2 separate regions of the Homo sapiens genome follow, and region 2 is linked to region 1. The links are chromatin loops, found by intact Hi-C in ENCODE. Cell type or tissue: GM12878. All regions are shown on one strand. Each heading gives the region's core, and the rest is flanking DNA. Links, peaks and the distances in the headings are about the cores only.

Region 1 (10,109 bases), core at 769-8,768:
CAGGAAATACAGAGAACGCCATAAAGATACTCCTCGAGAAAAGCAACTACAAGACACATAATTGTCAGATTCACCAAAGTTGAAATGACGGAAAAAATGTTAAGGGCAGCCAGAGAGAAAGGTCGGGTTACCCACAAAGGGAAGCCCATCAGACTAACAGCGGATCTCTCGGCAGAAACTCTACAAGCCAGAAGAGAGTGGGGGCCAATATTCAACATTCTTAAAGAAAAGAATTTTCAACCCAGAATTTCATATCCAGCCAAACTAAGCTTCATAAGTGAAGGAGAAATAAAATACTTTACAGACAAGCAAATGCTGAGAGATTTTGTCACCACCAGGCCTGCCCTAAAAGAGCTCCTGAAGGAAGCGCTAAACATGGAAAGGAACAACCAGTACCAGCCACTGCAAAATCATGCCAAATTGTAAAGACCATCGAGGCTAGGAAGAAACTGCATCAACTAACGAGCAAATAACCAGCTAACATCATAATGACAGGATCAAATTCACACATAACAATATTAACTTTAAATTAAATGGACTAAATGCTCCAATTAAAAGACACAGACTGGCAAATTGGATAAACAGTCAAGACCCATCAGTGTGCTGTATTCAGGAAACCCATCTCACGTGCAGACACACACATAGGCTCAAAATAAAAGGTTGGAGGAAGATCTACCAAGCAAATGGAAAACAAAAAAAGGCAGAGGTTGCAATCCTAGTCTCTGATAAAACAGATTTTAAACCAACAAAGATCAAAAGAGACAAAGAAGGCCATTACATAATGGTAAAGGGACCAATTCAACAAGAAGAGCTAACTATCCTAAATATATATGCACCCAATACAGGAGCACCCAGATTCATAAAGCAAGTCCTGAGTGACCTACAAAGAGACTTAGACTCCCACACATTAACATTGGGAGACTTTAACACCCCACTGTCAACATTAGACAGATCAACGAGACAGAAAGTTAACAAGGATATCCAGGAATTGAAGTCAGCTCTGCACCAAGCGGACCTAATAGACATCTACAGAACTCTCCACCTCAAATCAACAGAATATAAATTTTTTTCAGCACCACACCACACCTATTCCAAAATTGACCACATACTTGGAAGTAAAGCTCTCCTCAGCAAATGTAAAAGATCAGAAATTATAACAAACTGTCTCTCAGACCACAGTGCAATCAAACTAGAACTCAGGATTAAGAAACTCACTCAAAACCACTCAACTACATGGAAACTGAACAACCTGCTCCTGAATGACTACTGGGTACATAACGAAATGAAGGCAGAAATAAAGATGTTCTTTGAAACCAACGAGAATAAAGACACAACATACCAGAATCTCTGGGACACATTCAAAGCAGTGTGTAGAGGGAAATTTATAGCACTAAATGCCCATAAGAGAAAGCAGGAAAGATCCAAAATTGACACCCTAACATCACAATTAAAAGAACTAGAAAAGCAAGAGCAAACACATTCAAAAGCTAGCAGAAGGCAAGAAATAACTAAAATCAGAGCAGAACTGAAGGAAATAGAGACACAAAAAACCCTTCAAAAAATTAATGAATCCAGGAGCTGGTTTTTTGAAAAGATCAACAAAATTGATAGACCGCTAGCAAGACTAATAAAGAAGAAAAGAGAGAAGAATCAAATAGACGCAATAAAAAATGATAAAGGGGATATCACCACTGATCCCACAGAAATACAAACTACCATCAGAGAATACTACAAACACCTCTACGCAAATAAACTAGAAAATCTAGAAGAAATGGATAAATTCCTCGACACATACACCCTCCCAAGACTAAACCAGGAAGAAGTTGACTCTCTGAATAGACCAATAACAGGCTCTGAAATTGTGTCAATAATCAATAGCTTACCAACCAAAAAGAGTCCAGGACCAGATGGATTCAAAGCCGAATTCTACCAGAGGTACAAGGAGGAACTGGTACCATTCCTTCTGAAACTATTCCAATCAATAGAAAAAGAGGGAATCCTCCCTAACTCATTTTATGAGGCCAGCATCATCCTGATACCAAAGCCGGGCAGAGACAAAACCAAAAAAGAGAATTTTAGACCAATATCCTTGATGAACATCAATGCAAAAATTCTCAATAAAATACTGGCAAACCGAATCCAGCAGCACATCAAAAAGCTTATCCACCATGATCAAGTGGGCTTCATCCCTGGGATGCAAGGCTGGTTCAATATATGCAAATCAATAAATGTAATCCAGCATATAAACAGAACCAAAGACAAAAACCACATGATTATCTCAATAGATGCAGAAAAGGCCTTTGACAAAATTCAACAAGCTTCATGCTAAAAACTCTCAATAAAGTAGGTATTGATGGGACATATCTCAAAATAATAACAGCTATCTATGACAAACCCACAGCCAATATCATACTGAATGGGCAAAAACTGGAAGCATTCCCTTTGAAAACTGGCACAAGACAGGGATGCCCTCTCTCACCACTCCTATTCAACATAGTGTTGGAAGTTCTGGCCAGGGCAATTAGGCAGAAGAAGGAAATAAAGGGTATTCAATTAGGAAAAGAGGAAGTCAAATGGTCCCTGTTTGCAGATGACATGTTTGTATATCTAGAAAACCCCATTGTCTCAGCCCAAAATCTCCTTAAGCTGATAAGCAACTTCAGCAAAGTCTCAGGATACAAAATCAATGTACAAAAATCACAAGCATTCCTATACACCAATAACAGACAAACAGAGAGCCAAATCATGAGTGACCTCCCATTCACAATTGCTTCAAAGAGAATAAAATACCTAGGAATCCAACTTACAAGGGACATGAAAGACCTCTTCAAGAAGAACTACAAACCACTGCTCAAGGAAATTAAAGAGGATACAAACAAATGGAAGAACATTCCATGCTCATGGGTAGGAAGAATCAATATCATAAAAATGGCCATACTGCCCAAGGTAATTTATAGATTCAATGCCATCCCCATCAAGCTACCAATGACTTTCTTCACAGAATTGGAAAAAACTACTTTAAAGTTCATATGGAACCAAAAAAGAGCCTGCAACGCCAAGTCAATCCTAAGCCAAAAGAACAAGGCTGGAGGCATCACGCTGCCTGACTTCAAACTATACTACAAGGCTACAGTAACCAAAACAGCATGGTACTGGTACCAAAACAGAGATATAGATCAATGGAACAGAACAGAGCCCTCAGAAATAACGCCCCATGTCTACAACTATCTGATCTTTGACAAACCTGAGAAAAACAAGCAATGGGGAAAGGATTCCCTATTTAATAAATGGTGCTGGGAAAACTGGCTAGCCATATGAAGAAAGCTGAAACTGGATCCCTTCCTTACACCTTATACAAAAATCAATTCAAGATGGATTAAAGACTTAAACGTTAGACCTAAAACCATAAAAACCCTAGAAGAAAACCTAGGCATTACCATTCAGGACATAGGCATGGGCAAGGACTTCATGTCTAAAACACCAAAAGCAGTGGCAACAAAAGCCAAAATTGACAAATGGGATCTAATTAAACTAAAGAGCTTCTGCACAGCAAAAGAAACTACCATCAGAGTGAACAGGCAACCTACAAAATGGGAGAAAAGTTTTGCAACCTACTCATCTGACAAAGGGCTAATATCCAGAATCTACAATGAACTCAAACAAATTTACAAGAAAAAAACAAACAACCCCATCAAAAAGTGGGTGAAGGACATGAACAGACACTTCTCAAAAGAAGACATTTATGCAGCCAAAAAACACATGAAAAAATGCTCACCATCACTAGCCATCAGAGAAATGCAAATCAAAACCACAGTGAGATACCATCTCACACCAGTTAGAATGGCAATCATTAAAAAGTCAGGAAACAACAGGTGCTGGAGAGGATGTGGAGAAATAGGAACACTTTTACACTGTTGGTGGGACTGTAAACTAGTTCAACCATTGTGGAAGTCAGTGTGGCGATTCCTCAGGGATCTATAACTAGAAATACCATTTGACCCACCAATCCCATTACTGGGTATATACCCAAACGACTATAAATCATGCTGCTATAAAGACACATGCACATGTATGTTTACTGTGGCATTATTCACAATAGCAAAGGCTTGGAACCAACTCAAATGTCCAAGAATGATAGACTGGATTAAGAAAATGTGGCACATATACAACATAGAATACTATGCAGCCATAAAAAATGATGAGTTCATGTCCTTTGTAGGGACATGGATGAAATTGGAAATCATCATTCTCAGTAAACTATCGCAAGAACAAAAAACCAAACACCGCATATTCTCACTCATAGGTGGGAATTGAACAACGAGAACACATGGACACAGGAAGGGGACATCACACTCTGGGGACTGTTGTGGGGTGGGGGGAGGGGGGAGGGATAGCTTTAGGAGATATACCTAATGCTAAATGACGAGTTAATGGGTGCAGCACACCAGCATGGCACATGTATACATATGTAACTAACCTGCACATTGTGGACATATACCCTAAAACTTAAAGTATAATAATAATAAAATAAAAATAAATTTAAAAAATGAACTTTGCCTGTATTTTATCAGAAAATTTACACATATATAAATGTGTATGCATGCATGATTGGAACATATGTGTGTAACAGTTGTAATAATAAACAACTTGTCAATCTCCAAAGTGGTAAGTAGTCATAGACATCCTGCCTTTTCAATCAGAGATTGCTCTGATAGTAAAGGAACACAATAAATCAGTTGCCTTGTTTTTGCTTTAAATGGGGTTGCGCTGGTCCGCAGATCCAGGCAGCTCCTTAATGTCTAAACAACATTACTACTAGCAAATGGATCTCAGATGCTCTTGAAATACTTGCAGTTCACATTGTTGCCACCCTTTCCCATGAGTGCCTCAGACTTTCTGCCTCTGATTCATCCTGATGCCATAAGCCCTGGGATATTCTGTGTCAAATAACTCAAAGCCCAGTTATGCAAAGGAGACTCAATTAGTCCACATTAAATATCCACTGTGAGTTCCACTGTCCAAAGGAGAAAGATTTCAATCAAATGAATTTATTCTGCATTTAACATCCTGACTGCTGACTAAAGAATATTTAGGAAGTAGAAACATTTACAAGGTTATAAAGATGACATTTCATTTTCTAACCCACAAATCAATTTTTACTATAAAAGTTTGCTTTAGCAAGACTTGGGCAAATTGGCCTTCATGTTATCTCTTGCATTATGTGGAGCTTTTATTCAAAATACCTTTATGCATATAAATGCCTAGCAACACCTTTTTGATGTATTCAGAATCTATAATTTTATTTAATTGGTAGAAAACAGGTTTTGACCAATTCTAAGAATGAATATGTTCCATCTTTTCCATGTGCTGCTCTCCCTTAAAGCCCCAGTTGAAGTCCTGCCATGAAATTACATTGCCTCCTTGACTTTCCTGCTCCTCCTATATATTTGTTTTTTCATACACACCTCTTTTAAGTAAAATATAACCCAGTTTGAATTTTAATACCCTATTGCTTTCCTTTACATTTTTAATCACAAAATGATGTGGCCACCCAAGGTGGTTTTAGTACAAACACACAAAATTCACTGGAAATAAGTAAAACCACAAAGTCAGTGATCTGAAAACTGAAAGAACTGTCTTTCTGGCTATTCTTTGCATGAATAATATTTATTGTAGTAAGCTTCCTCTCTCAGAAAATCTGTTTATGAAATGTCATTCTGTTCACCTACTGCTCTTTCACACGTACATGAGTCCTGTGGGGCATTATTATGTCTGTGCCTGTGTTCCTCTTTGAAGTGAGCTCTTCTCACTTGCATAACCAAGACTGATCAACCATGAAGCTTTTTGTTTTTTTTGGTTTTTTTGACAGACAGTTATTGGAGCTTGAAATGGGAGAAAAAGTCTGAAAGAACTGCTTTCAGATATGGATACAAGGAGCCTTCTCCTTTCCTGAACCTCACGCTCCTACACACACATTTCTCTCTAGTGTGAACTATTACAGACTAAAATATCAAACATTTGGCTTACAGTATTGATGTTTCCACTTCATAAGTACAAATCTCAGAATATGTGCTCACTCAACAATAAGCTTCTTCTGAAGACACGACTATAAAAAAATTGGAATAAGGCGCATACATAGATCTAGACAATCCTTCATATATTGATTCTAATTATTATTCTCCCTTGAAACCCATTTTTATTCTTTAAGGGAGGGCAGGCTTAGCTGATAATGAATGTCTTTTATTGCATTACTTGAAGTAATTACCTTCACTAGAATTTTGCCTTTCAAACTTTGAGGGCTTGGAAGCTGCTTGCACTCCCCTGTATCAACAGATGACAGGTCCAGTTTGTCTCCGAATATTCCTTTCAGGTACTGAGCAATCTTCCTTTGCTGCTGGATACTGCAGTGATTCTCGATAGACAATATAACAGGAAACCTGAGAAAAGAGCAACACAGTCCAGAGGCGTCAGGTGCAGGCAACTCACAGGGACTTTTGAAAATGATTCAGTATTCACTGTGTTGTTACAATCCTAGTGACAGTATTTGCGATACTGATGATGGTTAAAATGCTTCTAAAATGAGAAAGATTAGAAATGCATTTAAAAAATTCCTCTGAGCAAATATACTTTGCTAAGCATAATGGATGAACAAAATACCAATCCACATGGGATGGCTTTTCTAATATTTTGCATCAGGAAACAATGGTAGATATATTATGTTTCTTTTAAAAGAAGAGAAAATTTTAAAAGAGATGAGAAGTCTAAAGAAAGTAAACTCATATAATGTAATTTTGTCTTATTTATTCAAAAGTCTAACAGCTTCTAAGAGACCACTGAATGTCATTAAATGAAGCTATTGACTCTAAAATATATAATTAACCCCCACCTTGAAAATTATGATTGAGGATAAAATAACATAAGGGAATTCTGTGTTTTATAGCATCCTACGTCGCACATTTCAAAATCACTTTGATAGAATTATATACTAGTCTTTGTCAAAAAATAAAAATAAAAACCAGCCAAGCATTCATTCTACACCAGCACTCAGGTTTCTGCACAGAAAACATGAGATCCATGTAAATAATTACCTAAAGGAGTTGGTGGCTAAGGCAGAAAGGAGATCAGGGCTGATTACATGATTTTACTCCTCTCTCAACCTTATTTTTTCCTCAGAATAAGAAATTATTTCAAATTCAGGTTCATTGACTTTTTTCTAGTTTTCCGTTACATGTCTTCAGACATAATAGGCAATATATTTAAATCACCTAATATATCAACATATACCAATATTTAAATCACCTAATATATCAATGTGCAGAAAAACTTTTTCCAGGCTTTCATGACAAGCACAAGTTCCACAATACGGGCTATGACCGCCAGACCTACCTTCTCTCCTCATTAGTAAAACCTGATGCTGTGGGCCATCTTACAGATGAGCCTTTGTGGCTGAGGTAGGTTTCCTTACTCGACTACAATCTGTTTGCTATTCATTTCTTCACATAGGTTTTACCCTAAAGTGCTAGAAGAGGGAAAAGCAACAGCAACAACAAACTGACAACCCTGAGTTGTCCTGCAGTCACATCAGGGAGTTTTAACAAGGAATTTTCACATTGTCAATTCATTTACAAAAAATCTATTAGTGGCAGGGAGTGGTGGCTCATGCCTGTAATCCCAGCACTTTGGGAGGCCGAAGCAGGCAGATCACTTGAGGCCAGGAGTTCGAGACCAGCCTGGGCAATATAGTGAAACACTGTCTCTACTAAAAATACAAAAATTAGCCAGGCATTGTGGCACGTGCCGGTAATCCCAGATACTCAGGAGGCTGAGGCAAGAGAATCGCTTGAACCCAGGAGGCGGAGGTTGCAGTGAGCTGAGATCATGCCACTGCACTCCAGCATGGGCGACAGAGCAAGGCTGCCTCAGAAAAAAAAAAAAAAAAAAAAAAAAAAAAAAAAAAAAGCCTAATTAGTGCTTGATGATGTTTAGTGTAAAGCTGTGCTTCTCAACAGGGAACGAGGCAATTATTCCCCCCAGTACAGGAGACGCTTGTCAATATCTGAAGACATTTTTGGTGGTCACACTTCAGGGGTGCTATTGGCACATAATGAATAGAAGCTGAGGATGTTGCTTTCCACCCTACGCTGCACAGGACAGCTCTCTACCAAAAAAAAAAAAAAAAAAAAAAAATTATCAGTACACAATGTCATTAGTGCCAAGGTTGAGAAACCCTGATATAAAGATGCAACCAAAGTTAAGAAAGGAGAGGAAAAGGCTGAACTTTTAAAATGTACTAAACAAGTTTATTAACTCTTTTAATTTGAAGTGCTTTTCTTCTAAGAGTTCCCAAACTTGAAGTAAATTGTCAAATCACCAGAGGATCTTCCAAGATACATAGGTGGCAGGCCTTCTCAACACCCTACTTCATACATTGGGAAATAAAGGCAAAATTACTTCACCCATTTGGCTAGGACCTGTAGAAATCAGGGTTGTAAAGACCCATTAGAATGCAGTGTTCAAGATTCTTCCACGTGGGAGGCATCATAAACTAAATCTGCTATACAGCAAGTGTGTCTTATTAGAAAAGCATTTTTAACCTCATGTTTAATTAATGAGAAGACCAAATATTGGAAATTTTAAAGGCTACTAACTTCTAAAAAATTAATTTTACACAATTGTAATTTTAATTTGTTTCCTTTAATTCAAAAATCCTTTCTTGAATAGCTGGTATACTGAAGGTACCTGCTAGGCAACAAAAATGAATACAAAATAATAAGAGATTGCTCATATTTTCAGTGAGTTCACAGTCTTACAGATGTAAAAGAAGGCAAGTAACCAACCAATTGCAAGAGGGTGCTATATGATATGACAGAAATATGTGCAGGGTGCTAAATACAGAGAAAATATGGAGAAAAAGAAGATTTAAATCAGCTGGTGGTATTAGTAACTTGTTGGAGGGACAATACTTAAACGGCCTTGTAGAATAAGCAACAATTAATCAGATAGACTAACGGGGAAGGTTGTTCCAGGCAGAGAGAACAGCATACGTAAGAGTGGGGAGTTGAGAAAGAGCCAGGCTCAATAGGGAAGCTGAAAGACAGTCATTGAAGGCAGAATCCTAAATCTCTGTGGAATAATGGTGGAAGATGATAGTGGAAGACAAGGGAGATGCCAGACCTTAAGGGATATGAAGACATGCCTGTGTATTGAGAGAGCTTCTGACAGGCTTTAAGACAAGAATTGAATCACCATGCTCATATTTCAGAAAGAAAATTATAGCACCAGTGTTGAGGATGAACCAAAGGGGAAATAAAAATGAACAGGAGGCAATGGAGTCAAAAGATAACTTGGGAAGTAGAATTGCCAAGAATTGGTTGAGTCTAGAATGACTCCCAGTTTCTGGCTGAGGCCAGTGCTGCCCCTAACTATTAATAAGAGGAAATGGAGCGAGAATCAAGAGGAAGTTTGGCAGAATGAGATGCTGAGTTCCCCTTGGGGAGTAAGCTCCTTAATGGCAGGAGTCTTATCTTCTGCTCACTGTTGTGGCTCCCCACACCTATGGGATACTCAGATGAATATTCACTGAGGATTTTTATTTTTATTTTTATTTTTCTGAGATGGAGTCTCACTCTGTCACCCAGGCTGGAGTGCAGTGGTGCAATCTCAGCTCACTACAACCTCCACCTTCTGGGTTCAAGCAAATCTCATGCCTCAGCCTCCCAAGTAGCTGGGATTACAGATGTGTACCACTACATCCACCTAATACTTGTATTTTTTTAGTAGAGACAGGGCTTCGCCATGTTGACCAGGCTGGTCTCAAACTCCTGGCCTCACGTGATCCACCCTCCTCAGCCTCCCAAAGTGCTACAGGAGCCACCGTGCCCGGCCTCACTGAGTATGTTTCAACATGGGCCTAGAACTTGAGGGGAAAGTTCTGGACATAGAATTTGATAAATATCCAGAAAGTGATCTAGGGCAAAACCTTAGAAAACAGTTAACCATTAGAGGAATGAGGAAATAGATTAACAGAAGACTGCAGTACAAAAAAAAGAGATTGAGAAGCAACGAGAGCAATGGAGGGGAGAATGATATAATGGAAACCAAAAAAGGCA
Region 2 (10,109 bases), core at 627-8,626, 52 kb before region 1:
GGATAATTGTGGAATATACGTTTTTTGTTTTTTGTTATTTTGTTTTTTGAGATAGGGTCTTACTCTGTAGCTCAGGTCGGAGTGCAGTGGCATGATCTTAGCTCATGGCAGCCTCCACCTCCCAGGTTTAAGCCATCCTCCCACCTCAGCCTCCCGAGTAGCTGGGACTATAGGATTGTGCACCACACCTGGCTAATTTTGGTAATTTTTGTAGAGATGGGGTTTTGCCATGTTGTCCAGGCTGGTCTCAAACTCCTGAGCTCAGGCAATCTGCCCACCTCAGCCTCTCAAAGTGCTGGGATTATAAATGTGAGCCACCGTGCCTGGTCAGAAGTATGTGTTCAATGAATACTCTCAACAATGAGAAAAGAATAAAGTTCTCCTATATAACATAACGTTGAGCAAGCCAGACATAAAAGAGTACCTACTCTAAGAGTCCATTTATATAAAGTTTAGGAATAGACAAAATTTGTCTGCTGTGATAGGGGTTGGTGTTTGCTATGAGAGGCAGTGGGGAGGGTAGATATTGACTGGGAAGGTGGACAGGAGCCTTCTAGGGATTCTGGATATACTCTGCCTTGATCTGGGTGGCATAATAATTAATCAAGCTATGCATGTTTGATTCTTATACTTTAATTCCCATCCTCTCCTCTAGGGGGAAATATCTTGTATTGTTGGTCATCTGTAGACTCTCCTTTCTGGTACCAGTTCTGGGCGACGAACAATGAAGGAATAAAACCCAAAGAATCTAGAAAGAGCTGACCTAAGAAAGTCTAAAGCAGAGAAAGTAGACTTCTTAAAGCATTTATGGCGGTACCAAATTGTAGAGCTCTGTGATTTCCTTCCTTAAGATCCAAAAATGATGGTTTAATAGGCGGGAGTGACAAAGAACCTGAAGTAATGGATCAGCTCTGAGAGGAAGGGCATGAGCATAGGAGAAGCTGCTATATAGCGAGAAAACAGAAGCCAAGAAGGTATAATGGAAACAATGGGCTAAGAGCTCTGGAAAGAAAAAAGACTGTGGCCGCAGATGAAGACATTTTAAAATCACGCGACACAGGTACAGCAGATGATAATAAGAATCAGCACATGGCCAAGGAGCAGGTGGCTGATGTGCAGCAGGGAGGAGCATTGCAGGAGGACAGGAATGTGAGGTTATATTATTAACGGAACATTGCCTTTCTAGGTTAAGATATACTCTTAGGTGTTGTTCTGTTAATAATATAATTGTCTTTGCACTCCAATTTTAGCAATGCTAGTGTCAACCTTAAATTGTGAATTCAATTGTGTGCTCTTATGCCTTCAAAATAGATGATGGACAGCAGTACAGCAAGAACTGTGTGACTTACCAATAAATCAGTTAATGTCTGATAAGCTGAGGTCAGTGCTCAGTTATGAACACACATACATCTCTGAAGACATTTCGGATAAAATGTAAATGCACTAAGATAATCACATAATTAACCACTTAGACACGTAGTCATAGGCAACTTACCTCGCCTCGATCTCCAAACATGGAGTCTGGAGGTTTGGGGAGTTGCTGTCCACTGATAACTTTCAGGATGAGCTGCTTTTTGGGGTTGGCAGGAAGAGGGTCACCAGAGAAAGGGTTGAAAGTACCTAGGCCAAGTAAAGTATAAGTTGGTAACATAAGAAGAAACACACACGCATGCACAGCTTAAGCTTGTAAACAAAGAAACAAACAAACAAAAACAAATGCTGAATTACATGATCACATAACTATCAGTGTGGCATAGCTGTGGTTTTCATTAGAAACCATGTTGCCAAAGGCCAGTGGAGTGGGCCAACTTAAAGCAAGTGTTTGCAATGCAATGATCAACTGTGGAATGAAGGAAGAGAAGCATTTTATTTGAACACCAACAGTGTAAAAAGAAGAACAATTATGTCAGATTCAAATAATTTTCTAACCTAAACTATCTCAGGCATGAGTGAATATAACAAACAGAAAGAAGACTTGAAATTAAGTAAACAGCAGAGCAAGAAAATGTGCAAAGTGTAAAATCTTGAAGATAATCCTGTCAACAACTTTTTTATCTGAATTGTTATATATGTAATTTGGAAATTTTAAAAATAATTTTAATGAGCAGAACCAAAAGAAAGTGTTGTTTGATCTAACACATTATCCTTTTTTTGCTTTGTTTTGTTTCTTTTGAGATGGAGTCTCACTCTGTCACCCAGGCTGGAGTGCAGTGGTGTGATCTTGGCTCACTGCAACCTCTGCCTCCTGGGTTCCAGCGATTCTCCTACCTCAACTTCCCAAGTAGCTGGGACTACAGGCACGCACCACTATGCCCAGCTAATTCTGATTTTCAGTAGAGACGGCGTTTTACCATGTTGGCCAGGCTGGTCTCAAACTCCTGACCTCAGGTGATCCGCCCACCTTGACCTCACAAAGTGCTGGAATTACAGGCGTCAGCCCCCATGCCCAGCCTATCCTTTCTCTTTTGTTAGCACTGTTTTGTAATTGGACTACACTGAGTAAAAGGGCTTGATAAAATTGTTTCAGGTGGAATTGAAGCTTCCCAGCAGGTCACAGACTCACATTACTTAAGATAGTTTCTGAAAGATTGGGCTCAGACCTTAAAAAGCAGTCCAGCTTATATGGGGCACTGGATTTCAAGTGATAACCCAATGCTATCCATGTCCCTCTTTCACACACGACCTCTCAAGATAACATTCTAAACATCACGGCTAACCAAATATTAAGTAGTGGTGACAAGAATTCTAATTCACATTCAAACACCTTAACCTATCTTTTTGAAAAAAAAAAGTTGAAAAACTCTGGGGTATCACACTTTCTAAACAGCTTCCTTAATAAAGGTTGCCTGCATTTAGACTATGAAATTAACACACACCTGCATTTATGACTATGAAATTAATACACACCTTTGCACATTTGCTGGGGTTTGAGGACATAGCCACAATTGCCATTTGCCTTGAATTTGGCTCGGTTTAACTGCATCATTCGTCCTTCAGATTGATAATTCAGTGCCACTGTGCAAGTTGAAAGTGGGAGAGAATTAGGCAAGATGGTGGCATAGTGAGAATATACAGAGAACCACTCCTTCCCAAGGAATACACACCTAGCTGGCAGCCTGCGTTCCAGTAGGGGAGAGGGTTGAAGTTACTGGAATCAATGCGGTAGGCAGAGGGGTAAATCCTCGTGAGTTGCTTTTGATTATAAATCATGAACTGCTCTGATTTTTGCTGAACAACCTGATGTGCTCTTGTTTCACTGAATGATAACACATTTCCTGTGGTTCCTGGCAGTTTTTAATCGAGAAAAAAGGAAGTGAGAACTACAGCAAAGAAAACACCACGCACAGAAGACTTTATAATAATGTCAGATTATACCAATAGCAAAAAGCAGAGCACTAGAGAGTGGATTCAACCAGAGTAGAGGCAGCTCCTCAACAGAAAAGACCCATAACATTCCATTCATAGGGTTCTTTTGCCATTTTGAGGCCAAATCAGAGCTGTGTGTCTTGCTCAAGTAGCTGTCTATTTCTGGGTCCCCTGTTCTCCCTAAGAATTCAATCATACCGCTAATTTATGCCTATCTGGCTAGCATGAAAAGAACAGGTAGAAAAAATAACTTAAACAGAATATATTTGCCAAATATATAGACAACCATGGATAAATAAAACTAGATAGCTTCTTCCTGATAACAGGAAGACATTCATTGAAGGCACTCATCTAAAAGGCACACAAGTAAAACATGTATTACTAGTAACATCCAGGATCCAAGAAAATAAAGGAAAATGAACAATTATAAAAATAAAAAGTTGAGTTTTAAAGTTGCTTTGAATAGAACTATGGAACAAGTCAAAACCTATTTGGGAGAAAGGAATAATAATGGAGAAAAAGAGGTCAAAAGCATTATAAAGGAATAAAAGTTTTAAGAACAAAGACAGACATTCACCTAGCCACGCATATAAACTATGGAACAAAGTAAAGGAAGGTAAAAGTACATGAAGCCTGTACTAAAGTTTCTGCCAGCACAATCATCAGGAGGGGTCAATCTAGACTCACAGAAGCTGCAAATTTGGGGGTCATAATGGAGTAAAGCTCCAAACATTTAATATTCCACTCTTGTCTCCAATCCCACCTTTTGTACCATATCTACAAAGCCCCCGCTATTTCCACTCCTTCACCAAGAACCCATACCCTATCCCCAAAATGGCCGCCCATATGTCATTTGAACATGCTGGAAAAGACCAGCCCAGATAAAAAGACCCAAAGTTACCCAGAATCTCATTCTTATTCAGCCCTAATAAGCTGAGTGTGTCTGAGCCCAGACAGAGAGATGTGGTCCATGAAACCAAAGAGTTGAACTGTATATGGTCTCGCTTTGCCAGCTGGGCCTGAGTCATATCTAGACTCTGCATGTTTATTAACACACAGTTTCCCAGGGCCCCTGTGGTCCTCAGGGTTGTACACCCTTAGATGTTAGATGCTGCCCAACTGACAATGATACTCCCGAGTTAGAAGAGTCAGGAATACAAACTGTGGCAAAGAAATGAGAGGATTACAGTTTTTAATGTGATGATGTTTCTAGTTTAGACCCTTTCCTTAAAGATACATGTTCATATATTTTTTATTGGCATAACCTATTAACACAGTTTACATATCTCAAGCATACTAATATTGAACTTAATTGCAGATTTTGATGAGGGATGTTTTAAACATTATAGGAGAAAATATCTTTTTGACAAGCCTAATTCAGATAGAATAGGACTATAATCACTACTACTGTTTTGTCTGTCTCTCTACATAAATATGCACATCACAATATCATTGATACGACCTTGCTAATTAGGCACATATCAATTAGTATATTAATAGAGTTGAGTTGTATCACATTAGGATAAGCCATGCATTCATTATCTAGTTTTCATTTTGTGGCTGGCAAAAAAATTAAAAAGACAAAAACAGCTGAAGTTCCAGAGCTAAATAGTACTCAAGATTAATTTCCATTAAGTTAATAGGATTATGTTTTCCAAGCCATTTATTGGAAATTTTTATTCCCTAAACCAAATATACCTTTAACTTAATGCAATCATTCCCTGAGTTTATTTTTGAGCTAAGGGCAATTGTTGTAAGAGTGTGTTGCTCAGTTGCTGAGAATCCTACAGGTTCTCATGCTCTCACATGTGAAATTCATTTAAATCTTGTATAATTGTTACCATTTGAAGAAGGAATCAAGGCCAAAGGGAAGAAATCTTTCTGCAAATAGAAAAAGATACATTTGTGGAGTGGGGGCTGGGCAGGGGGAGATGGGAGGGAAGAATCCTGGAGGTTTGTGAGGACACAATGTTGTTTTCCCTTCACTAAAACTTGTTGAGAAATTTGGAGGTCCTGATTTACATTTCGGTTCCACTAAAATTAAAATTAGATGAAAAGCCACATGACAGTAGGTTTTTTTTCTGTAAGCATTCAGTAACTAAATGAAATAGAAGATAAAGGAGACAAGAGTAACTAGCAGGAAAGCCAAGGATATGAATAGATGTGACTAGAATTTCTCAGCTCCGTGTGGCAACTGATAGGTAAAAAACAGTGACGGAGAGAATGCTACTGAGATTTCTGCTCTTTTTGTTAAAACTTCAATCTGGATTAAGCTATTTTCACCCAAGTCAAAACTTTCATTGAGAAAATATAGGGCTTTTCAAGGTGTGATTTTAGCCAATTAATTTCTTCTTTTGGTCATTCGCATTTGGAATGGCCATCTGTGACCTGGTCCTCAAGCCGGGCCTGGACTTCACAGTTCAAGTGTTGCAGGAAGATCTTGCCCTGAGGCACTTGTCTTTGTATAGTAATAAAGTCCTCTTTGGCCCTGTGGGAACTTTCTCTGGCCTCTGGTCAATCAGGCAACCACAGTAATCAGTAGAACCCTCCATGTGAACTCAACACTATAGCAGCAGTGAGTTTCCTGACACTCAAATTGGTTTCTACATAGTCCCAAAAATGTGTGTTGATAATGGGATTAACAAAAATTCATTAACAATTGAAAAAGAAAGGTCAAGAATGTTTATTCAGAGCAGAATGAGAAAACTCTCCATCCTTACCGTCATCCACAATGTCCTGAGCGGCCACGGAGTTTGTGTACACAACCAAATCAGAGAGTTCTCGGCAGAGCTTCATGGTTTTCCTTCGGCGACCCAATCTGTGAAGTACCCACAGAGGATGCATGACATTTTGGAGTTGAAAGAGGTTTGGGTTCTTGGTTATCCCACTTTCCTTATTTAAGACAATGATTTAATAGGGAATACCTGCCCCAGGTCCTAAGGGAGCCAGGATTGGCACCCAAGTGTGCTTCCTAGTTCAGTGCTCTTTCCACCACAAAATCCTACTACAGTAGTCCCCCCTTATCCTCACTTTCCCTTTCCAGAGTTTCATTTGCCCATAGTTAACCATGGTCTAAAAATATTAAGTGGAAATTTCAGAAATAAACAATTCATGAGATTTTTTTTCTTTTTTTGAGACAGAGTCTCTCTCTGTTGCCCAAGCTGCAGTGCAGTGGCGCATTCTTGGTTCACTGCAACCTCTGCCTCCCAGGTTCAAGTGATTCTCCTGCCTCAGCCTCCCGAGTAGCTGGGACTACAGGTGCACACCACCACGCCAGCTAATTTTTTGTAATTTTAGCAGTGAAAGGGTTTCACCATGTTGGCCAGGCTGGTCTCAAACTCCTGACCTCAAGTGATCCACCTGCATTGGCCTCCCAAAATGCTAGGATTACAGACGCAAGCCACAGCACCTGGCCATGAGTTTTAAATTGTATGCCATTCTTAGTAGCATGATGAAATCTTGTGAGGTCCTGCTCCGTCCCACTCTGGACATGAGTCATCCCTTTGTCCAGCATATCCATGATGTATGTGTCATCTGGTAGACATCTTCTTATGTGACTGACTGTGGAGTGGAGGTTTTGCAGTGCTTATGTTCAAGTAACTCTTATTTTACTTAATAATGGCCCTAAAGTGCGGGAGTAGTAATGCTGGCAATTCAGATATGCCAAAGAGATGCTGCAAAGCACTTCCTTGAAGTGAAAAGGTGAAAATGTTTGACTTAATAAGGAAAGAGAAAAACAACATATATATAGGGTTCACTACCATCTGTGGTTTCAGGCATCCACTGCAGTCATTTCTCATGATGACGTGGGGACTATTGTAATGTGGTTTTATTCACTGCTCTGCCAGGAATCACAGCCTCTTCTCATGCATTTGTGAGTTCTGCTGTGGAAGGCTGGATTCCCACTGTGACCCAGTTAGGGAGTAACACCAGAGTTCATCAGGGAACTACATGGCCTTTGCAGGGAGGAGACCAGGGCTAAAATGGAACAGAAACACTGCATAGTGGGTAGCGGGCCACAAGAATTATACACCTAAAGGGAAATATGCCAAATTTCCATAGTGATTATTGGAGAGATGTAATTACAAAGGATGTTTACTTTCTTCTTTATACTTTTTCTATATTCTCTAGCTTTCTTAAAACAAACATTCATTACTTTATCTAGTGCTGTTTTTATCTTAGATATTTTAATAGTTTTCTCTCTCCTACAAACCACTCATAGGATCTCCTCTGCAACCTTACAAATTGTACCACCACTCTCTTCTGCAGTCAAGTCCTCCACAGACCATCACATTCCCCTCACACACACACTTTTTCTTATGGGAAACAACTACCAAAAACAAACCTAAACTTTAGTGTTCAATTAAACTTTATACTTAAGCTCCAACAGAATATCTATACATAAAATAGTAACTAATTAGGAAGGGCAGAGGAGATGTATGTGGTCCGTACTCTAGGCAACAGAAATAACATGTGTTATTGTCTGCCTTTTCGGTTATAAGTATCATAGTGGGTGTGAAGAGGTATTCCATTGTAGTTTTGATTTATATCTCCCTAATGTCCAACAATGTTGAGCACATTTTCATGTGTTTATTGGCCATTTGTATATCTTCTTTTTGTGAGGTTTCTTTTCGATAGTTAGATGTTCCCCTATAGGAGAAAAGTGGGTAAGTGAGGGGAATGTGATGGTCTGCTGAGAACTTTACTGTGGTAAAAATCAATAGAAAAAAGAACGCATGTTCCTTCTTTACCATATAATTAGGAAATTCTATAGCCACTGGTGAAAATCTGATTTTGTGAAGGCTAATGATTATAAATCGGTGTGAAGTCATGCCTAGAAATTATAAGTAAAACTCTAAGACATTCCGTGATATGGAGAAATTCTACAGAAAATTAACTCTTTTTATTCCTCATCCTAGAGGTGCATTAGGTTACTAAAGTCCCAAAAGGACATCATCATAGATGCTCAGGCCCTGATATCTATTATGGGAAAATCTATAGTTGACACTAAGCAGCATGCAAAATGATTTCATGTGATAACTGTATTGATGTCTCCTTTGCACACATTAAGATTATTGTAGCTTTCCTCAAACACTGCCTTTTCCCTGGCTATATGTGTCAGAGTTAAGCCTTTCTCAAACTTACATATGACAACAGTCACAGCAGAAGTCTCCCAGCAGGTGATCCTATTATTTTCTCTTTATCCTTTACTGTAACTATATATTCAATTTTCTGTTCCCTAGAGTAGGGACCACACACATCTCCTCTGCCCTTCTAATTAGTTACTATTTTATGTATACATATTCTGTTGGAGCTCAAATATAAAGTTTAATTGAACACTAAAGTTTTATTCCTACAGGGCTTCTATGCTTCTAATTTCAAATAATTTCATTTTTCAATAAAGGCAAAAGTGTGTATATGTATCCATATCTATCTAATATATATAATTTATATTTCTTTGTGAAAGTTATGGTATAAATAAACTGCCAGGAACTCCTGTAATGAATCATGTGTCACGATTTGGATTCTGAAAATATGGTCATGTTACTTATCATAAATACTACTGGCAATAAAGCAAACAAACAAACAAAAAAGAACTTTTTTTGAATACTTATTTAATCAGGCCAGGGCTTACAGGGCTAATTAGTTTAATTCCTTTAATCCTTACAATGACTCTAAGAGACAGATACAATGAGGAGCCAAACTTGTCGCATGTTAAAGTTGGTAACTGGAGGAACAAGAATTTGAAATCTGGCTGATTTCAGATTCCTGGCTCCTAACATGGGCTTAGCATCCATCTTCTTTAGTCTCTTGTGACGGTCTTTGTATTAGTTCATGTGCTCCCTCCCTCTTCTCTGAAGATACCTTTTACTTGACAACTGCTGCAGCTAACATTTATAAAGAGCTCATTATGTGCCAGGCACAGAGCTGAGTTCCCTACATAAATTATCATTTCATATCCAGCTGTTCTTCACATGTTCGACAGCACAGAATACTTTCCTTGTGATCCAATTCTCTAGACATGTACAAGAAAAATGACTAAGCTGACAAGGATGGAGGGGCCTCAGGAGTGTGAGTAGGAAACATGGAGATGCTTTCTTACCTGTACAGCTGGCCACCCTCCTTGCCAGTACTCTGCTGTGTGTCTTCCTCATCATCAGTACTGTAAGATTTAGACCGTGATTTTGTAGTTTTCTGCCAGAAAAATCAAAACAAACTTAACAAACTCATTGTATCAAGTATATTTACAACATGCAGAGAATGAGCTGGGCTTTAAAATGCACATGTGCACAAACATAACTTGGAGGGAGAAAATGACCAAATATTGCAGCTTGCTTCAGCATTAATAACAAGCCTATCTAAGGCCATAATTATATTAAAATATTAATACAAAACTGAGAGTTTCATGCTCAGAAACTGACTTCGGAGACACATAAAGTTGATGTATCAGAAAGACTTTATTAGTCATGCATTTTGAAGGTTTCTACTAGGGGTAGAGTCAAAGTTGCAGTATCTATGTAAATGATTATAAGGGACAAAATGCCCTTTTGTATAGGAAGCTCACTATTAATAAACTGTAAAAGGCACATTTGGTTTTTTAAGAAAGGACATGTAGTAACTTTTAAAAAAATAAATAACTACCATTTCTGCTTTTGATCAGTATGCACTCAAATGATCATCTAAATCAAATTTCCCTTTTGAGATTTTGACCCATTTTCATTTCTAGCAGCAGGAAAAAAAAT

Evidence for each region. Peaks named below come from ENCODE experiments on the same cell type or tissue, not always from the same donor. Only the 100,000 strongest peaks of a DNase experiment are listed, where the experiment ranks them.
Region 2: a loop joins it to region 1, with 4 times the contacts of the local background. A loop is called at or near these places in 2 of 110 quality-filtered maps.

What each region holds. Positions count from the first base shown.
Region 1 is chr3:155,543,522-155,553,630 of GRCh38, forward strand. PLCH1 (phospholipase C eta 1) reads right to left here. Exons shown (of 23, transcript NM_014996.4): 10 at 6,266-6,437. Among named protein-coding and RNA genes, the nearest start is that of PLCH1-AS2, 63 kb to the left of the region's middle. In GM12878, for the core only: no CTCF peak of the experiment used is centred there; a DNase peak (open chromatin) is centred at 5,768.
Region 2 is chr3:155,491,234-155,501,342 of GRCh38, forward strand. It overlaps PLCH1 (phospholipase C eta 1), which reads right to left. Exons shown (of 23, transcript NM_014996.4): 14 at 9,470-9,561; 15 at 6,087-6,184; 16 at 3,105-3,284; 17 at 2,908-3,015; 18 at 1,496-1,620. Among named protein-coding and RNA genes, the nearest start is that of PLCH1-AS2, 10 kb to the left of the region's middle. RefSeq lists a silencer at 4,339-4,448. In GM12878, for the core only: no CTCF peak of the experiment used is centred there; a DNase peak (open chromatin) is centred at 4,398.